2 separate regions of the Homo sapiens genome follow, and region 2 is linked to region 1. Evidence: read pairs that join two places in POLR2A ChIA-PET (ENCODE). Cell type or tissue: PC-3. All regions are shown on one strand. Links, peaks and the distances in the headings refer to the core of each region. The heading gives the core; the rest is flanking DNA.

The links. Peaks named below come from ENCODE experiments on the same cell type or tissue, not always from the same donor. Only the 100,000 strongest peaks of a DNase experiment are listed, where the experiment ranks them.
Region 2: POLR2A ChIA-PET joins it to region 1 with 5 read pairs; 3 of 35 experiments call an interaction of 5 or more read pairs at or near these places.

Annotation. Positions count from the first base shown.
Region 1 is chr11:9,147,477-9,156,675 of GRCh38, reverse strand. DENND5A (DENN domain containing 5A) reads left to right here. Exons shown (of 23, transcript NM_015213.4): 13 at 4,234-4,318; 14 at 5,912-5,996; 15 at 6,467-6,595. Among named protein-coding and RNA genes, the nearest start is that of SCUBE2, 60 kb to the right of the region's middle. In PC-3, for the core only: no CTCF peak of the experiment used is centred there; a DNase peak (open chromatin) is centred at 5,975; H3K27ac peaks cover 1,332 bases.
Region 2 is chr11:9,203,851-9,213,049 of GRCh38, reverse strand. It overlaps DENND5A (DENN domain containing 5A), which reads left to right. Exons shown (of 23, transcript NM_015213.4): 2 at 5,418-5,489; 3 at 6,268-6,377; 4 at 8,733-9,199. Among named protein-coding and RNA genes, the nearest start is that of DENND5A, 57 kb to the left of the region's middle. In PC-3, for the core only: no CTCF peak of the experiment used is centred there; no DNase peak of the experiment used is centred there; H3K27ac peaks cover 349 bases.

The sequences.
Region 1 (9,199 bases), core at 3,525-7,524:
TCCGCACCACAATGCCTGGCTAATTTTTGTATCTTTTTTTTTTTTTTTTGAGACGGAGTCTCGCTCTGTTGCCCAGGCTGGAGTGCAATGGCGCGATCTTGGCTCACTGCAACCTCCACCTCCCTGGTTCAAGCAGTTCCCCTGCCTCAGCCTCACGAGTAGCTGGGATTACAGGCTCAGGCCACCACGTCCGGCTAATTTTTTTGTATTTTTAGCAGAAGTGGGGTTTCACCATGTTGGCCAGACTGGAATTTCTTTTAGAGTTCATTTGAGCCCCCTCTTATTTTGGAGAGTTAGGCTGCTTGTTTGGTGAGAAACCAGTGCAAAATAATGGGGGCTTTTTAGTTGAGGTTCCATTTTGTTCTGAGTCCTGGCTTTTGGAGCTCTGGAAGTGAAGCAGTGACAGTGTCACCAGAGGAGAGTGAGGATCTGTTCTTGCTGGCATGGCGTTAATGCTCTTAGGGATACGTGTTCAGCTGGAGATTGACCCTGATGATCTATGTTGGGTTCCTAACACCATGTTCTCCCTAGGCCTCCATTTTGCTGGCTTTATCCTGCTGAGACATTCTTCAGTTATCTTCCAATCCAGCGGTCACACCCTGGTTACCTGCTGTCCTTTATCATACACCCAGATTGTGACTAAATTTGCTCTCAGAGGGTGATTTTATTATGCCCTTGTGGGGGTACCTTCCTAAGCAACCGCCCATTATTATCTGCTCAGAAAGTAGAGAGAACCCAAACAGCATTTTTGCTGCTGGCCTCTTAAATTTTGTTACTAGCCTTGACTGCTTGGATGTAAGGCTGCCTGCAGCAAGTCTTCATAAGAACCTCTGTTATCCTCACCACTCTCTTTGGCTTTCAGTGACATCTTCCAAGGAGATGGGCTTCCACCTATAGTATGTTTTTCTATCAGATAGAGGTTTGGTTTTTCATACTGGTTTTGTAACTGCTGCCATTTAGGGTTGACACATGAAAAGGAGTTGTTACTTATCTTTCTTGCTTATGACATTCTTGTAGAATCTGATGCAGTTTATTGTGTGTCCATGTCCATAAATGGATAGTCAGGCTGTATTGAACCTTGCAATCCCAATCAGACCCTTTGCAAAAGAGGAAAAAGAGTAGGCCATGTCTCTTGAACTAGAAAGACCAAAGAGCAGCCCAGCTGCTGCTCTTCCACTCCTGCCCTTGCTCTTTCTCCTCACCTCTGTAAACATTGTGAGCCAGGGGCTTCCTTCTTCTGGTATAGTGGCCTGATTTTGCCCTTGTCCTTGGCTCTTTAGTGTTATTGCATGTCAGGCTCTCTGGTCACCAGCTGTACTTAATGTGTGCCACATTCAGACAGTTCTATTAATTTATCTTAGGCTGCTTTCCTAGTCTGCCTAGATGCTGGGGAGCCTACTTTCTAATGGTTGTGGTAGATGGAAGGATGAATGGATTTCTAGAAGTTGAATTACTAAGTCAAAGACCATAAATATTTTAAGCTCTTATATTATCTGTTAGATACATTAATAGACCTTTTTTTTTTTTTAAATGGAGTCTCACCCTGTTGCCCAGGCTGGAGTGCAGTAGTGCCATCTTGACTCACTGCAATCTCTGCCTCCTGGGTTCAAGCAGTTCTCCTGCCTCAGCCTCCTGAGTAGCTGGGATTACAGGTGCCTGTCACCATGCGCGCCTAATTTTTGTATTTTAGTAGAGATGGGGTTTCCTCCTGTTGGCCAGGTTGGTCTCGAACTCCTGACTTCAGGTGGTCCACCCACCTCGGCCTCCCAAAGTGCTGGGGTTACAGATGTGAGCCACTGCGCCCAGTCAACCTTCTTTTTTTTTTTAAGTTTTTTAAATTAAAATTTTTTTTTCTTTTTGGCTCCCAACAGGAAACAATAGACCTTCTTAGAAGCAGTTAGTATAGGATTTGTAAGTCTCATTAATGTTGTTAGACATTTTTTTTTTCAAATATTTGTTATTTGGATGAATAAAACCTGGTATTTTCTAATTTTAGTTTTTATATATTTTAAAAATTGTCTTTGAAGTTGTTGGGTTTTAAGTTTATGAATTTTGTAGGAAGTACAAACATACAGCAAGCTTATTTTGACAGCTTGCTGATCTATAGCGAGGGTTTCCTACCATTCAGATGTTTGTTTTTTTTTTTCCCCAGAGTAGATCAAGTTTGTGAATAGAAACAAAATAGACCCTCAGTATTCTCATGGGGTATATCTTAAGACCTTAAATCTTCACATTAATTCCATAGCACAAAATTTTCCTCAGAAAGTATAACTTAAAAAGTTAAATGATCTTTTCAGAAGCATCTCGTGTAGCATAGTTATTAAGAGCAATGGTTTTGACATTAGATAGACTTAAGCTTGAATCCCAACACTCTGCTTACTAACGGTGTGACCTCTTACAAGTTAACTTAACCTTTCCGATCCTCAATTTCTTCTTCTCTACAGAAAATAGGGATAGAGATATCTACCTTATTAGACTGTTGGGAGCATTAATTAAAATATTGTATTTTGAACATCTGACATAGTGCTTAGTTCATAGTAAGCCTCAAGACCTGGTAGCTTCTATCATTATTATAGAACCAAAGTCATTTATAAAATTATTGTAATCTTACTAAAACAAACATACCACCTTTATATTATTTTATTATCTGCATGGGAACATTTACCATGAATCTGAAATAAAGTTATCACTTAACAAGGGTTATGATGTACTGAACGATGATTAGAAAGAGACAAAGCAGTTGCTGGGTGACCAGCTGGGCTCACTCATTACCCAGGTGAATTACTCCCTCACATCAGGCTTGCAAATACTATTCAGGTTTGTGCCTTGGCAAAATGACAAATTGCTACATATCTCAAATGGTTTAAAGTGCAGTTCTTACCTTTCCAAACGCCAAGGTTCTATTATATTGACTGTAGTTTATTTCAGCCATGCAGTTAAGTACCAGCCTACCTTTCTGCACATTTCTTCAACTATACCTTCAATAGTAAATCCTTGTTATAGTGATGACTTACTCTCCCTGGCCTGCACTAACAACTTATAAGGTAGCCAAAGATACCACAGTTTCCCCCACTTAACAGAGAAGGAAACTGACATTCAGAGAAGTTCACCAAACTGCTTTGCCTAGTTCACCAAGTAGCAAAATCAGGACTAGAACAATATTTAAAGGAATAACTTTAAATATTTTAGGAAATTCAGGAGCTAAGATGGAAGCTTATAGGCTGGATATCCACTCCTCTGTGCAAAAGCCATCAAGCTGACATAAAACCAGCAGACCATTTAGAGGATGATAGGTCATTTGCTTCTTTTTTTTTTTTTTTTTTTTTTTTTTGAGAGGGAGCCTCATTCTGTCACCCAGGCTGGAGTGCAGCGGCATGATCCTGGCTCACTGCAACCTCTGCCCCCCAGGTTCAACTCCCTCCACCTCCCAGGTTCGGTTCGAGTGATCCTCTTGCCTCAGCCTCCCGAGTAGCTGGGACAGCAGGCGTGTGCCACCACTCCCGGCTAATTTTTGTATTTTTAGTAAGGGTTTTGCTGTGTTGGCTAGGCTGGTCCCGAACTTCTGACCTCAAGTGATCCGCCCGCCTTGGCCTCCCAGTGTTGGGGTTGGGATTACAGGTGTGAGACACTGTGCCTGGCCTGCTTTTTTCTTTCTTTCTTTTTTGTTTTTTTTTTTTTGAGACGGCGTCTCACCCTGTCGCCCAGGCTGGAGTGCAATGGTGCGATCTAGGCTCACTGCAACCTCTGCCTCCCGGGTTCAAGTGATTCTCCTGCCTCCTGAGTAGCTGGGATTATAGCCATGCACCACCACATCCTGCTAATTTGTGTATTTTTAGTAGAGACAGGGTTTCACCATGTTGGCCAGGCTGGAATCGAACTCCTGACCTCAAGTGATCTGCCCGCCTCGGCTTCCTGAAGTGTTGGGATTACAGGTGTGAGCCACCGTGCCCAGCTGCTTTTTTCTTTCTTATCCACTGGTCCCTTACCAGGCTCTCTTTCCCATCTCCTTTCTATTCCCAGTAGGGGACCCTTTCCTTTTTCTGTTACCTTCCATTGTTTATATTTCTTCTGGATTTTAGTAAATTGATATATTTGCATACACTGTGTCCTGGATGTACATTGAAACAAGAAACAGTACATATATTTTTTTAGCAAAAGCTTCTATCTGTATGTTGAAAGCCTTGACCCCTGAAATCTAAACTGATAGGTGTTTCTCCCTTGCATTGGTTCCAGGGGAAATCAGCCTTATGGTCCCACCTGTTACATTATCAGGACAACCGGCAGAGAAAACTCACATCAGGAAGCCTCAGTACCTCAGGTAAGATAGTCTCTGCAATGGAGAGTCTGCCCTCTCTCCACTTTTCCATCACCCACTGGCGTGATCACTTTGAAGCAAACTATTCCAGGTCGAAGAAGCTTTTGCTCTGGAATGTTTTCTCTTTTAAATATGGAGCCACCAGACTCTCTGAACCACAGAGCATACCAAAACCATGGCATTTGCTTTCATTATGTATTTCTATACCCTTTTTATCGGCAAGATAGAAAATTTATTTGGGCAAGAGGCCAGTCTCAGAATGAATATGGGTTTTACTGTGGTACTGGTGTCCTGGGTTTGGAGCAGGCTGTTTTCAGAGTCTTTTGTTTTATTTCTCTGACATGGGCATTATGATTATCTATCCCGTTAGTCAAGAGAGCTGTTGGTCAGTGTCCTTCCTTGGACCTCCTCAAAGTCAAGTCCTGGTGTGAATGATCCCTTATACTTCCTTTCTGTTTCTAACCTAATAAAAATGTCAGAGTTTGTGGCAACTCCAGAGGTCATCTAGTCCAGGCCCTTTATTTTACAAGAGGAGGAAACGAGTCTGGAGAGGAATTGAATTTACTTAAGATCACAAAGTGAGCTCATGGAAGAGGCCAAACAAGAGCCAGTCATCTTATCTCCTGCTCTGATGTTTAGACCATCCTACAGTGTCCTTTCCAGGCTAGTCTCCCTGCTTCTTTTACTTCTTGGGTGCATCTCCCCTTCACATCATCCTTTGTTCTCCACTCTGCCAGACATTTGTTTACCTTTCTTGGATGTTTTTATCTTAATGGTAAAGGTGAGTTAAATGGGGTAAAAAGATGGGCATGAACTCGTTGCCCTTGAACTAGTTGACCTTAACTAGCACTGAACCTGGGGAGATAATTGGCTGAAAACTAGAGACAAGAGTTCTCCAGGTAGGCTTATGAGGAATTTTTTTGGCCCGCTTTCTGGATGTGTAAAAGCAGGTTCTTATTAAGAATGCTATAGAAGTCATTGCTGAGGAATAAACTGTAGCCAAAAATTCTCAACAGCTTGATGATGAAAATACTAAGTTTTAAACATTAGGCCAGACATGAGGATATAAAGGTATTATATCTTCTCTTCTCCTAGAGGTCCTATCATTCTGGAACAGAACCAGAACATTCTTGTTCTTTATATATTCTCTTGGGCTTTTGTAGGCTGCTGTGAAGCCAGAACAGGATGTGAGTAGTGGCTCCAAGTGGAAGCACTGCTTCTGTGGATCATGGTGAGAGCATGATAGACTAGGAGCCAGGAGGTCTGTGTTCCAGTACTGACTTTGCTGCTTGGTGACATAGGCAAAGCAGCTAACCTCTCTGAATGTCATTTTCCTTCTCTGTTAAGTGGGGGAAATTGTGATATCTTTTTTGGCTACCTTATAAATTGTTAGAGAATTAAATGAGATAATATCCATAAAAATGTAAAATTCGGTCTCTAGTAGGAATTTCATAAATATTTATGAAACAATCAATTAAAGTGTTACCAGTGTAACCACCTGTTTCCCATAGCAATTTGTGATTTAAGGTAAGGGAAGGGCAGTCAGCTATTTGGATATTCAGATCTCTTTGGACATGACCAACTTGTTTATTCTAGGAATACTTCTTGATTCAGAACGTAGGAAGTCTGATGCCAGCTCACTCATGCCTCCCCTGAGGATCTCCCTGATTCAGGATATGAGGTCAGTATGGGCTCACATGTAATAAGCCACTAAAATCCTGTTTTCAGTTGCTGCTTAGGTGTCCACTTTTAGTAACAAGGTCTCAGTGGCTGCTACAGCATCTCAGCTAACATGGAAGCCCTCCTAATCACAAAGCCTTGTGTTTCATAATACATTTGTAAAGCTGTACAAACCGTTGGGTTTCCTGGCATTTTTGGAGGTGAGGGAGCATAGGAGAGTATCTCAGGCCCTAAGGGCTCAGAGTTAGCCTGGCTTTTTAAGGGCTGTACTGTCTTTTTTCCTCCCAAAATATGGTGAGCCTATCTGGTAAAGCTACATGGAAGCCCAGTATTTGGAGAATATAGAGATAGGCTCTCCCAGGGTGAGATAAGTCTGTCTCAGCAGGTCTCCTTTGGCTTTACAGGTAAGTTATTGGCAGTGAGTTCATCTCCCATCCCACCCTCCACTTCCTTTTTACATTCTTCCTCCAGGCACATCCAGAACATCGGGGAAATCAAGACTGATGTGGGAAAGGCCAGAGCATGGGTGCGACTGTCCATGGAAAAAAAGTTACTTTCCAGACACCTGAAGCAGCTCCTCTCAGACCATGAGCTCACCAAGTAAGGCTGCTCCGCCAGGAGTAGAAGCAGGCTCCCAGGAATGGAGGGAAGAGATTGGAAACTTGTGTGGGAAGGGGGAGTATTCAGTGTGACATTGCTGCTGCATTCAGCTAACCTCTTTGCTTATGAAGGTTTTGCAGTATTTCCTCTTCTCCCTTTTTATCAGTAGAAGAATACTTCCGCTATATTGGTTCTCCCTGTCTTCTCAACCTGCATGCCCAAAACTAGCTTTCTTGGAGAGGTAGTGGGAAGGATGAGGTCTTCCTCTCCTTCCTGTATTCAGGTGACATGTATACCTCTTGGACATAAGGCGTTTCCTTTGTCTCTTTCCTGTTCTGGGGAGCAAAGGATTGGAGAATTAAAAGGAAACTTCTGAGATGTCCTCTTCTCTCTCTTGTTCAACACATCATACCCCTCACCCCTCTCGGGATGTCTGTAGCCTTTTCTTGTCTGTACTTCTGCATGACCCTAGTCCCTGTCCACACTCTACCTGGTAAACTTCTTCAGGGCTCAGTTTTCTTTCCCAGAGTTTTCCTGGACTCCCCAGAAACGTGGTTCATCCCTCTTCCAGGCATGCATAACATTTGTTAGAATATTTGTTCATCCCCTTTTCACCATGATGTGTTGTATTATCATTGTCTATTTGCTTGCTACTTACTGAAGTTTGCTTTCATTGAAGGCATAAACCTGTCCCTTTCCCAAGGCTGAGCATGTTGCTTGGCATCCACTAGGGATTCAGCCAGCCCACATAAAAGGTATGCTTAGCTGCACAGACAGGAGGTGGACAGTCTATGAAGAGTATATCTTGATAGAATGTCCCTCAGTCTCTGGGATTTCCAGCTAGCCCCCAAGACTGTTTGTAGCTTGGAGATGGGATAAGGTGGAGGCAGGGTTGTATATTCATGGGGGCTGTGTATTCATGGGACCCACTGAATTCTAAATTCCAAAGGAAGAAATGAGTTAGCTCCCATATAGGGAGCCTAAACTCTTTCTCCTTAACTTGTCTGCAGTGACTAATACCATGTAGTGCCCCCTTTACCTTGAAACTCACTTTATGTGGCTGCCATGACCTTATACCATCTTGTTCTCTTTCTCCGCTTACTCTTTGCACAGTGTTGGCTTTCACCATCTTCAATTCTTTGCATGCACACAGTTTCTTTGTTGCTTTCTCGCTTGCTCTCTTACTTGGTGATCTCACCCAATTCTCATGACTTCTCTCACCTCTAAGCAGGAGATGCCCACATCTGAAGTTCTAGCCCTGACATGTCTTTTAAACTCCACTCCTGCATTTATTTCCATTCTGATATTCTATCTTTAGCTCAGAGAGAACAAAAGCAAGCTTCACAGAGTCTTCACCATAACTACTTTACTCTCAGATTTTTTGTTAATGTCACCACTGTGCTCTCTGAAAAGCTTACCCCCACTTCTTCTCCGTACCTACACTGAAAATTTGGAGTCAGTTTTGACTCCTTGCTTTGCTTTATCTCCCACATACAGGTTTCAGGTTCTTCACCTCTGTCCCACCTGTCTCCTTACCATTTTTACTGCACAGACTTAGTTTAATCCTCATTTCCCTTTCACTTCTCACCTGCACTAAATTTAAATTTCCTGAAGTTGGTCATGGCTGTCTCTTTTTCTAGGGCAAATTGCAGAAACCCCTTACTTACTGGGCAGATTGCAAACTCCTTAGTTTAAAATTTTAGGACCTTCCTTCATTTGAATAGCCTTTTTTTTTTTTCATTTGACACCTTTGGTACAGTAGCTTAACTTCTTAGTCTCATTGCTAACTGATCACTTCCCTGAACCCTCAACTCCAGCCAAACTGGTTTCCAAACCTGTCTGTACAACAGTTGTCTAAATTTCTGCTGCCCTTCAGGTCCCTCTTGTTCTAGAAGGCCTTCCAGGACCACTGAAGCGTATGGCTCTTTAAATTCCCAGAAACAGCCTTTTGTTTGATTATTCATTGTGAGCAGTCCTATACCATGGCCTTTACCTGATTTATTCACTTAGACTGCATTTGAGGATAGGCGCTTTCCTCTCCAGCACCTGGACATAACAGGCCTGGGTTGATAAATTATCTGTTGAAAGTGCCTTGTAAACCTGGCTAGGTAGAACCTCACAGTTCTGAATTCTGTACCCGTCTGGCCATGGTGATTGCAGCTTGGACAACCAGGACAGTTGTCTTCTTTTGTTCTTTGTGTTGAAGGCCTGTACATTTGGCTCTGGGTGTCTCCTCTATTTGGGGGAAGATATCATTGCTTTGAAGCTGCGGAGGGCCTGGAATGTCAGGCAAAGGAGTTGACCTCTGATGAATAGGCAGTGAAAATGAAGGGAGAAAGTTTGAAAAAAGGGGAAGGATATGATCTGCATGGCTCTTCCTTGCCTGTGACCTGGATCAGAGGCGGGAGCAGAAGCCTGCCCTTTCTCGCCTCTGAATCTGTCCTAGGCTTATACCCCCATTCAGAGCAGTGTTCTGACTTGTGGCTCTCAGATCTACTCAGGGTTCGAAACTAGGCCTGGTGATGAATGGTGACCACAGACCTTCATCCACTGCCACTCACACACCATACACTAGCTGACAGCCTAGCTAGAAGCCTGAGAAGA
Region 2 (9,199 bases), core at 1,648-5,647, 58 kb before region 1:
CCTGGGCAACAAGAGTAAAACTCTGTCTCAAAAAAAAAAAAAAAAAAATCAGAACCAGGAACTTGACATTGATATAGTCAAGGTATCAAAGAGTTCCATCACCATAAGAATTCTTGGGGTTGCCCTTTTATAGCCACACCCATCTACCTTCCTCTCCCCACAACCACCCAACTCTCCCCCTTCCCCACCATTCTTTGTTTCCCTAATTTTATTGTTTCAAGAATATTATATAAATGGAATCACACAATACGTAACCTGTTGTGATTGGCTTTTCTCATTCCTGTACAGGTCTACTGGTGATGAATTCTCTCTGTTTTGCCTGAAAATGTTTTTAATTTGCCCTCATTTTTGAAGGATATTTTTTCTGTTCATAAAATTCTGGGTTTGACAGATTTTTATTTATTTGTGTTTTTTTTTCAGTACTTGTGTTGTTCCATGTTTTCTAGCCTTCATTGTTTCTGATGAGAAGGCAGTAGTAATTTCAGTTTCTTCCCCTTGAATATAATGTGTATCCTTTCTTTCTAGCTCTTTTCAAGGTTCTCTCTTATCATTGGTTTCTAGAAGTTTGTCTGTGGTGTACTTGTGTATTATTTTATTGGCATTTATACTGCTTGGAGTCCATTGAGCTTTTTGAATCTGTAAATTTTTGTCTTTTACCAAATTTGGGAAAATTTTGATTATTAATTCTTCAAATATTGTTTTCTGCCTCATTCTTTCTATTTTCCTTCTGGAACTCCAATTATATTATGTTAGACTTGTTGCCCCACACATCTCTGAGGTCCTCTCTCCTGCTGCCCTTTTCTTTTTTAATTTATACATTTTATTGTGTAGAGATGGGGTCTTGCTGTGTTACCTAGGCTGGTCTTGAACTCCTGGCCTCAAGCAGTCCTCTCAACCTTGGCCTCCCAAAGTGCTGAGGTTATAAGTGTGAGCTACCACGCCCAGCCAGCTCTTTCTTTTCCTAATCCTTTTTTCTGTCTGTATTTCTGATTGGATAATTTTTGTTGTTCATTTTTCAAGGTCAGTATCTCTCCTGTCATTTCCAATCTGCTTTTAAGCCAGCCCACTGCATTGTAATGTCTGTTCTCTGTTGAGATCTGTTTTTTTTTTTTTTTTTTTTGAGACGGAGTCTTGCTCTGTTGCCCAGGGTGGAGTGCAGTGGCACGATCTTGGCTTACTGAAATCTCCACCTCAACCTCAAGAGATTCTTCTGCCTCAGCCTCCCCAGTAACTGGGACTACAGGCACACGCCACCACACCCGCCTGATTTTTATATTTTTAGTAGAGACGGGGTTTCACCATATTGGCCAGGCTTGTCTCGAACTCCTGACCTCGTGATCTTCCCGCCTCGGCCTCCCAAAGTCCTGGGATTACAGGAGTGAGCCACCATGTCTGGCCTGAGATCTATTTTTTCATTCATTATGATCATAGCTGCTTTAAAATTCTTGTTTGCTAATTCCAGTATTTGAGTAAACTCAGGGTTGGTTTCTGTTGATTGACTCTTCTCTTGAGAATGGGTCATATTTTCCTGTTTCTTTATATGCTGAGCAGTTCTGGATTGTAAAGAACTAGATTCTGTTACCTCCCTCCAGAGAGCATTCTTTTTTTATTTTATTATTATTATTGTTATTATTTTTAAGTTAACTGTTTCCCTGTAGTGGGTGGCAACTTAAATTTCAGTTCAGTTCTTTTACCCTTAACTTGGCTGCTTGGGGTCTTCTCCATGCATGCGTGTTTCAGGGATCAGCCAGGTTTGTAGGCAGAGTTTGTACACAGATTTTTGGGTCTTCCCTTCTGTGGTTCTCTCTGGAATCTCCCTCTTTCACTTCCCAGCTGCTGTGGTTTGCCTTAAAATTTGCCCTCTGGTTTCTTAAGCTAGTAAGATTATGAGTTTTTGAGTTTTACCCACCTCTTATGACAGACAGGTACTTGCCTGACTGGAAGCCATAAAAAAGGGAAACTCACCCAGTATCATTACCTTCTTTGAAGTGCTGACCTTCTTCCCTACTTGAGAATCTTCTTGCTTTTTAATTCTCCAGACAAGCTCATACTTGTCTGCAGGAAAGTTGGTCTGAAGGGAGCTACTCTGCCATGACTGGAAGCAGAATCTGTATGAACTAGACATAAAATATTCTGTTGATAAAATCAATTTTTTCCCATTGTAGTTTCACAGATCTTTATATTATCCTCCCTATCACCTTCAAGAGGCCAGATATAAAAATGTCTTTAAACTGGGTGTGGTGGAGCATGCCTGTAAGGGAGGCTGAAGTCAGAGGATTGCGTAAGCCCAGGAATTTGAGAGCAACCTGGGCAACCTAGCTAGACCCTGACTCTACAAAAAAATTTAAACAATTAGCTGGGCGTGGTGGTCCTAGCTACTCTGGAGGCTGAGGTGGGAGGATAGCCTGAGCTCAGGAGGTTGAGGCTGCAGTGAGCCGTGATTGTGCCACTGCACCCCAGCCTGGGCAACAGAGTGTGACCTTATCTCAAAACAACAACAACAACAAATGTCGATTTATTTCTGGCTTGGTCAAAACAGAACAGATAAAAAACCTATTAGAAGTTCTTGTAAGGCATGTATGCTTTAAAAAAAAGTCTGTTATGATTGATTTGAACTGTACTTCCTTGGAAGCAGATTCACAAAGATAGACTCACACATAGTTGACTAATTTTGAAATTGTTCTTGGAAATGGGCTTTAGATCTTATATCTGGATCTGCTGATGTTTGTATAATCTATATGTGTTGAACAAATAATTAGTCGTTGTTTCTAGGACAATAGGACAGTCATGTTGGTGATGTCATATTCCTAATATTGTTTGAATTTCCAAGGGTCTAAATAATTGAGAATTTAAGGTACCTGTGATACACAGGTTTCAGGAGGTGGGCCTATGTAGGTGTTTCTGAGGATTAAGTTTTCCTACTGTTTCTTCTCTTTTTTTTTTGAGATGGAGTCTTGCTGTGTCACCCAAGCTGGAGTATAATGGTGTGATCTCAGCTCACTGCAACCTCCATCCCCCGGGTTCAAGTGATTCTCCTGCCTCAGCCTCCCAGTTAGCTGGGATTACAGGTGTCCGCCACTACGCCTGGCTAATTTTTGTATTTTTTAGTAGAGATGGGGTTTCACCATGTTGGCCAGGCTGGTTTGTAACTCCTGACCTCAAGTGATCCACCCACCTTAGCCTCCCAAAGTGCTGGGATTACAGGTATGAGCCACCGTGCCCAGCCCCTTACTGTTTATTCTTAAAACTCAGCCCTAAGTAAATGATGAGTGAATCATTTCACTAAAAAAAATCTTAGGTTTGTGAATCCCCTTCTCTTACCTTTTCTGGCACTCTTTGTAGAGCGGCTGAAATGAGAATATGATTTGTTTTCAGGGCCCTCATACTTCTTTATACATCTCCTTTCCCCTTATGGAGAAAATACTTTGCTCTTGCTACTGGTCCAGTCTAATTCACAGAAGGACATTTGTCTAACTTTGGCACCCCGTATAGTCCTTTATTTAGAACCAGACTCTTTAACAAGACTTCTTCCCTTAGCTAATTTAAAGAAGGGGCAGATGTGGAGAGGTGGTGGTGGGGACAGAGGCTCTAACAATCACTTCTCCAGTGATTCATAGCCTTTCTCTCCCTTTTGACCACACTTCAGATCAGCTGGTCATGCTCACCTTTGGCTCCATTCTTCATCTCACTTTTAAAAAGTTCTCCCCTTAATCACTCAGCTTTCCTATCTTCTCACACATGCATGTCATGTCTTAGGGAGCTCCTTACAGCCATTTTAGATGAGATCAGGCGCATTTAGGGTGGTTATGGCCATAGACGCCTAGAGCCATTTTAGGAAGGCGTCTTTCCTTTACAGAGAACGGTGATAGTTGTCCTGATTCCTCTCTCTGTTGTGATATTTCGTGGTTTTTACTGAGGGGATTTTCTGGCTAGTTAGGAAGAAATGAACAAACTGATAACTGAAAGTGAAGAAGCTTAGGAGGAAGAAACAGTTATCTTCTTTCAGACATGAATGCAGTTTAAAAATACATCCCAAGAATTTCAGACTGTAGACGAGATCATTATGTCAGCGGCTTGCTGCTTAATTACTTTGTACAGTAAGTGCAGGCTTACCATGGGTGGGCTCTGCAGGTGTTACAGAAAGCTCTGAGCCTAGCTCTACATAAGCTGTAGGCCTTGTTGCTGCAGCTATTACCAGCTGCCTGCTGATTTTTGCCAGTCTTTAGTGAAGATTACCAAATGTATTTTGAGGGACGAAATTTACTCAAAAAGAAAGTTTCAGAAGAATTTGTTTGGAAGAAGGATCAGGAAATAAGAGGAATGAAATTGTGGCACTTGCTTTTAATAACAGAAAGAAGGTTGGGTCCTATCAGAATTTGAAAATTGTGAATAAGTGAGCTGCTGCTTCTGATGATGGACAAAACCTCAGAGAAAATAGAGGAGAGATTGTAGTTATAAAAGCAGTAACTTTCTGACTGGAATTATTATTAGTTTCTGGAACAGGTGCCTTAGAGTTATTATAAACTTTTCTCTTTTAGAAACTTTTGAGGTGCCTTTGGGATTGATTTAGGGTAAAGGATTTTCTGACTTAGGTGCATCTCATCCTGTGATAGTGAAGAATGCATTTTCCTTAATAACCACAAGTCCCTTTAGGTTCCAGACCAACTTAGAAAAACTACATTTGTAACAGAATTTATTCTGTCAACTAGCACACGCAAACAGGACCCTGTGCAAGTGTACTCTGAATGGTTAGGCCACGTAGGTGAAAGATCTGGAGCCTCCCAGATAATAGCCTTCCTGTGAAATGGTTATTTGTATGTGTATGTTCTTTTTCCTGTATATTTGACACTGAGATCATTGAGGGTATGTGCTTTGTCTGGTTCATCTCTATTCCTCACAATATCTAAGTCCCTTGATTACTCAGTAAACAGGTATAGATTTCACTTGAATTGTCCTTGATTATGTTCCCCCGACACCTGAGATTTGTTTGTTTGAACTGTTTATATGCATTTAATTTGTCCCACACTCCCTAATTCCTTAGGAAAAGCAATATTTGGGATAGTATACTTTTAGATAAAGCACTAGTGACTTTATAGTAATTTGGTATCAGTTGAGCTCTTCGTTCTACTATACCGTATTATAATGTTTTTCAAACTGAATTATGATAATTAGTAGGTCTGCAGTCAGCATTTTTTGTTTTAATGATATAGAGTAGGAAATATGAGAGGACATTATATATATAGTAAAGGTAAGTATTGTTTTGTGAAATTTTTGCTTTAGGTAAATTTATGTATACACATACATGTATGTGTTTATTGTTTCATAATGTAAAATGTAATTTGTACTGGAATAATGGTCAAAAAAGTTTGAATAACACTGCTTTATTGTAATACTCTGTTATTTCATTTATCATATAGCATTATGCCAGTACATACAGGCTTCTAAAGCCAGGGATGGTGCCAGCCCTTTCATTTCAAGTACGACTGAAGGTAAAAACAAAACAAAATTGAGAACACCCAAAGCTTTCTAATGGTTCTTACATATATCTCTCCAGTGGCATTTTGTAACCTTTGACCTTCTAACTTTCTTGTGCCTTTTTTGACCACTAGATTTTTCAGATTTGTATCCCTCTAGGTGGTGGGTTCTTTGGTTCTTTCTCTCTTCACTTTAATGTTGTTATTTCAATATACTTTAGTGTTTTTAGGAGGGGGAATGGGAAAACAAAGGACAATTCCAGAAATTTCAAGTAATTCTGAATTGACAGAATATCTCATTAGATTTACCCTGAAATCTGCTTCGTTAATGTTCTTACATCTTTTCATTTCTTTGTATTTTTCCCAGAGATCATTGAAATGCATAGTTTATTCTGAATTTTAGGTAAAATATGCTTCTGTGATGTTTTTAGTTGACTTTAAGCAAATTAAATGTGGCTTTCAGGGAAAAAAAAAAGATAGATACAATCCTTGTCATTCCTTGTGCTTTCTCACTCTCTCCCATGAAAATTAACCATTGGGTTTGAGTAGTAATTTCATTTTGAAGAAGAACTGACAGCTAGTGATGTCTGACATTAACCATGCTATACTTTTTCAGCTTCTTTACTGACCTAATAACTTTAATGCCTTTCCTATTTTTATTCTTAGATGGTTGGCATACTAACCCCCTTGCCTTCATTTCTGTACCTTGCTGGACTACCAAGCTCAGACATTTATAACCCTGTGACTTAAAGGGATTTTGTAGAAATGATTTACTTCATTCTTTTTCTTACAGGAGAAAATTTTGAGCAGACACCATTGAGAAGAACATTCAAATCTAAGGTCCTTGCACGATATCCTGAGAACGTAGAATGGAATCCCTTTGACCAAGATGCAGTAGGAATGGTTGGTATTTGTTAGCCACAAGTATGAGATAATTTACAGAGTAATTTATAATAGGATTGTGAGTTCAGGCTGTGGTAGCAGTGGTGCCACCAAATACCAATAACTTTTGAAGAAAGGATTATAATGCATATTGTTTATTATTCTGCATTTTGGTCAAAATACCAAATATTCAGAATATATTAAATATGCTAAAAGTTATAATGTGTTTCTGTTGTGTCAGAGAAATACATAGTATTGTGTCAGTGAACTTATTTTGTGGTCCTGATCTGTTGATTATTTATTGCATTGAGATTATATGATGAGTCAATTTTAAACTTCACTAGTTTAAAATTGTTTTCTTTCATTCTGCACTGTATATATCTAAGTAATATGACAGAAGTGGGTATTTTTGTTTCATCATAATTTTATTTTCATTTTTTTGTTTCATCATAATTTTAGATAGGACAGCATTTAAAAATCTCATGTGGAAGAATATACCACTAGAGTAAGCTAACCTTTATTGAATATTCACCTTGTGCTAGGCACTCTAATAAGCATTTTATATGAATTAACTTATTTAATCCTTACAGTACTCTTTACATGGGTAGTATTAAATAAACACATACACACGTACATATTTTACAGATGAAGAAATTAAGATCCAAAGAGGTTAGGTAATGTATTCAAGCTCGCATGGCCAATAAGTAGTTGAGTTGGAGTTTGAGCACTGTAGTCTGGTTCCAGACCTCTGCTCTTAACCTTATCTTTGTACTGCCTCTATTACATTTGATTTTGAGACAGGGTCTCATTCTGTCACCCAGGCTGTTGGAGAGCAGTGGTGTGATCTTGCCTCACTGCAGCCTCATCCTCCTGAGCTCAAGTGATCCTCCCACCTCAGCCACCCGAGTAGCTGGGACTACTGGTGCACGACACTATGCCTGGCTACTTTTTGGATTTTTTTTTTATAGAAGCAGTGTTTTGCTCTGTTGTCCAGGCTGTTCTCAAATTCCTGGGCTCAAACAGTCCGCCTACCTTGACCTCCCAAAGTGCTGCGACTATAGGCGTGAGCCACTGCACCTGGCCTTCTATTACATTTTTAATAGCATTCTGTAGTTTTTAGAGGATGGTCTTGTTTGATGCATACAAAAACCCTGTGAAGTAGGGAGAGGAAACTATATTATTATTTCACAGATGAAGAAACTGTCTTTGAGAGCCTCAAGTTTTTTGACTCCTAGTCTAGCGTTTATTTCATTTTAACATGCTATGTTCTAGAAATACCTAGCCTTTGGGAAGTCAAGTTTAAGGCTAATAGATATAATATAATATAGGTCCTTGTATTTGTTAACCCAGGATATCATATTTTATTTGTATAGCCAGGTTCATGTAAAACTGGAAAATGGGAACTGATTGATTCAGGTCAGTTCGTTTAACTATCCAAGTTTCTTTATATAACCCCTCTGAATTAGAGTGAAAACAGTACATCTTTATCCTGATTATGTCATCTCCTTGGTTTATATGAAATGAGCATACTTTTTGATGTGAAAAGAAGTTTTACTAATGACAGAATTTTGTGAGGTGATAGTCCAATACTATTTACAAGTTTGTTTTATTTTTAGGTATAAAGTTGCATGTATCTGGTTTTTAGATATATTTCTAGCATCATCTCCTAATATACATATCTTACTCTCTGTCATGCTGTCATGCTTAACCACCTACCATTTCCTAAATTTTCCAAGTTTTCTTTTATCTCCATGTCTTTGTGCATTTTCTTCTTGTCCCCAAAATACCCTTCTATCCCTTGTGTACTTGATGAACTCTAACATTACCTTTTTTTGGTGACAGTCTTGCTCTGTCGCTCAGGCTGGAGTGCAGTGCATGATCTTGGCTCACTGCAACCTCCGTCTCCTGAGTCAAGTGATTCTTATGCCTCGGCCTCCCCAGTGGCTGGGATTATAGGCGTGCACCAGCACACCTGGTTAATTTTTGTGTTTTTAGTAGAGACAGGGTTTCGCCATGTTGCCCAGGCTGGTCTTGAACTGCTGGCCTCAAGCGATCCACCTGCCTTGGCCTCCCAAAATGCTGGGATTACAGGTGTGAGCCACTGCACCTGGCCCATTTTTGTAGCTTTTTCTGATATTCCCAGGCTGAGTTGTCTGTGCTGTGTTCCTGTAGTACTTTGCATATACTTTTGTATATCCCTGATGACTGCATTATGATTTTATTTACTTGCATGTCTTGCATTAGAAAGAGAGAGCTTTAAGCCAGATACACGCTCAGCTTAGTAGGTGCTCTATAAATAAATAAATAGTGATGGTGTTCTGAAAGAGGATCGCCAGTGAGTGTTCTCACTGCTTGTTGCCTTGTTGTCTTTTGCAGCTATGTATGCCGAAAGGGCTGGCATTCAAGACCCAGGCTGATCCCAGGGAGCCCCAATTCCATGCCTTTATTATCACAAGGGAGGATGGCTCTCGGACATTTGGGTTTGCCCTCACATTTTATGAAGAGGTGACTAGCAAGCAGATCTGCAGTGCAATGCAGACCCTCTACCACATGCACAATGCTGAGTATGATGTCCTACATGCTCCCCCTGCTGATGACAGAGACCAGAGCAGCATGGAGGATGGTGAAGACACTCCTGTGACCAAACTGCAGCGCTTCAACTCCTATGACATTAGCCGGGACACTCTCTACGTCTCTAAGTGCATCTGCCTCATCACACCCATGTCTTTCATGAAGGCATGTCGGAGCGTGCTGGAGCAACTCCACCAGGCAGTCACTTCACCTCAGCCCCCTCCACTGCCCCTTGAGAGCTACATATACAACGTACTCTACGAGGTGCCGCT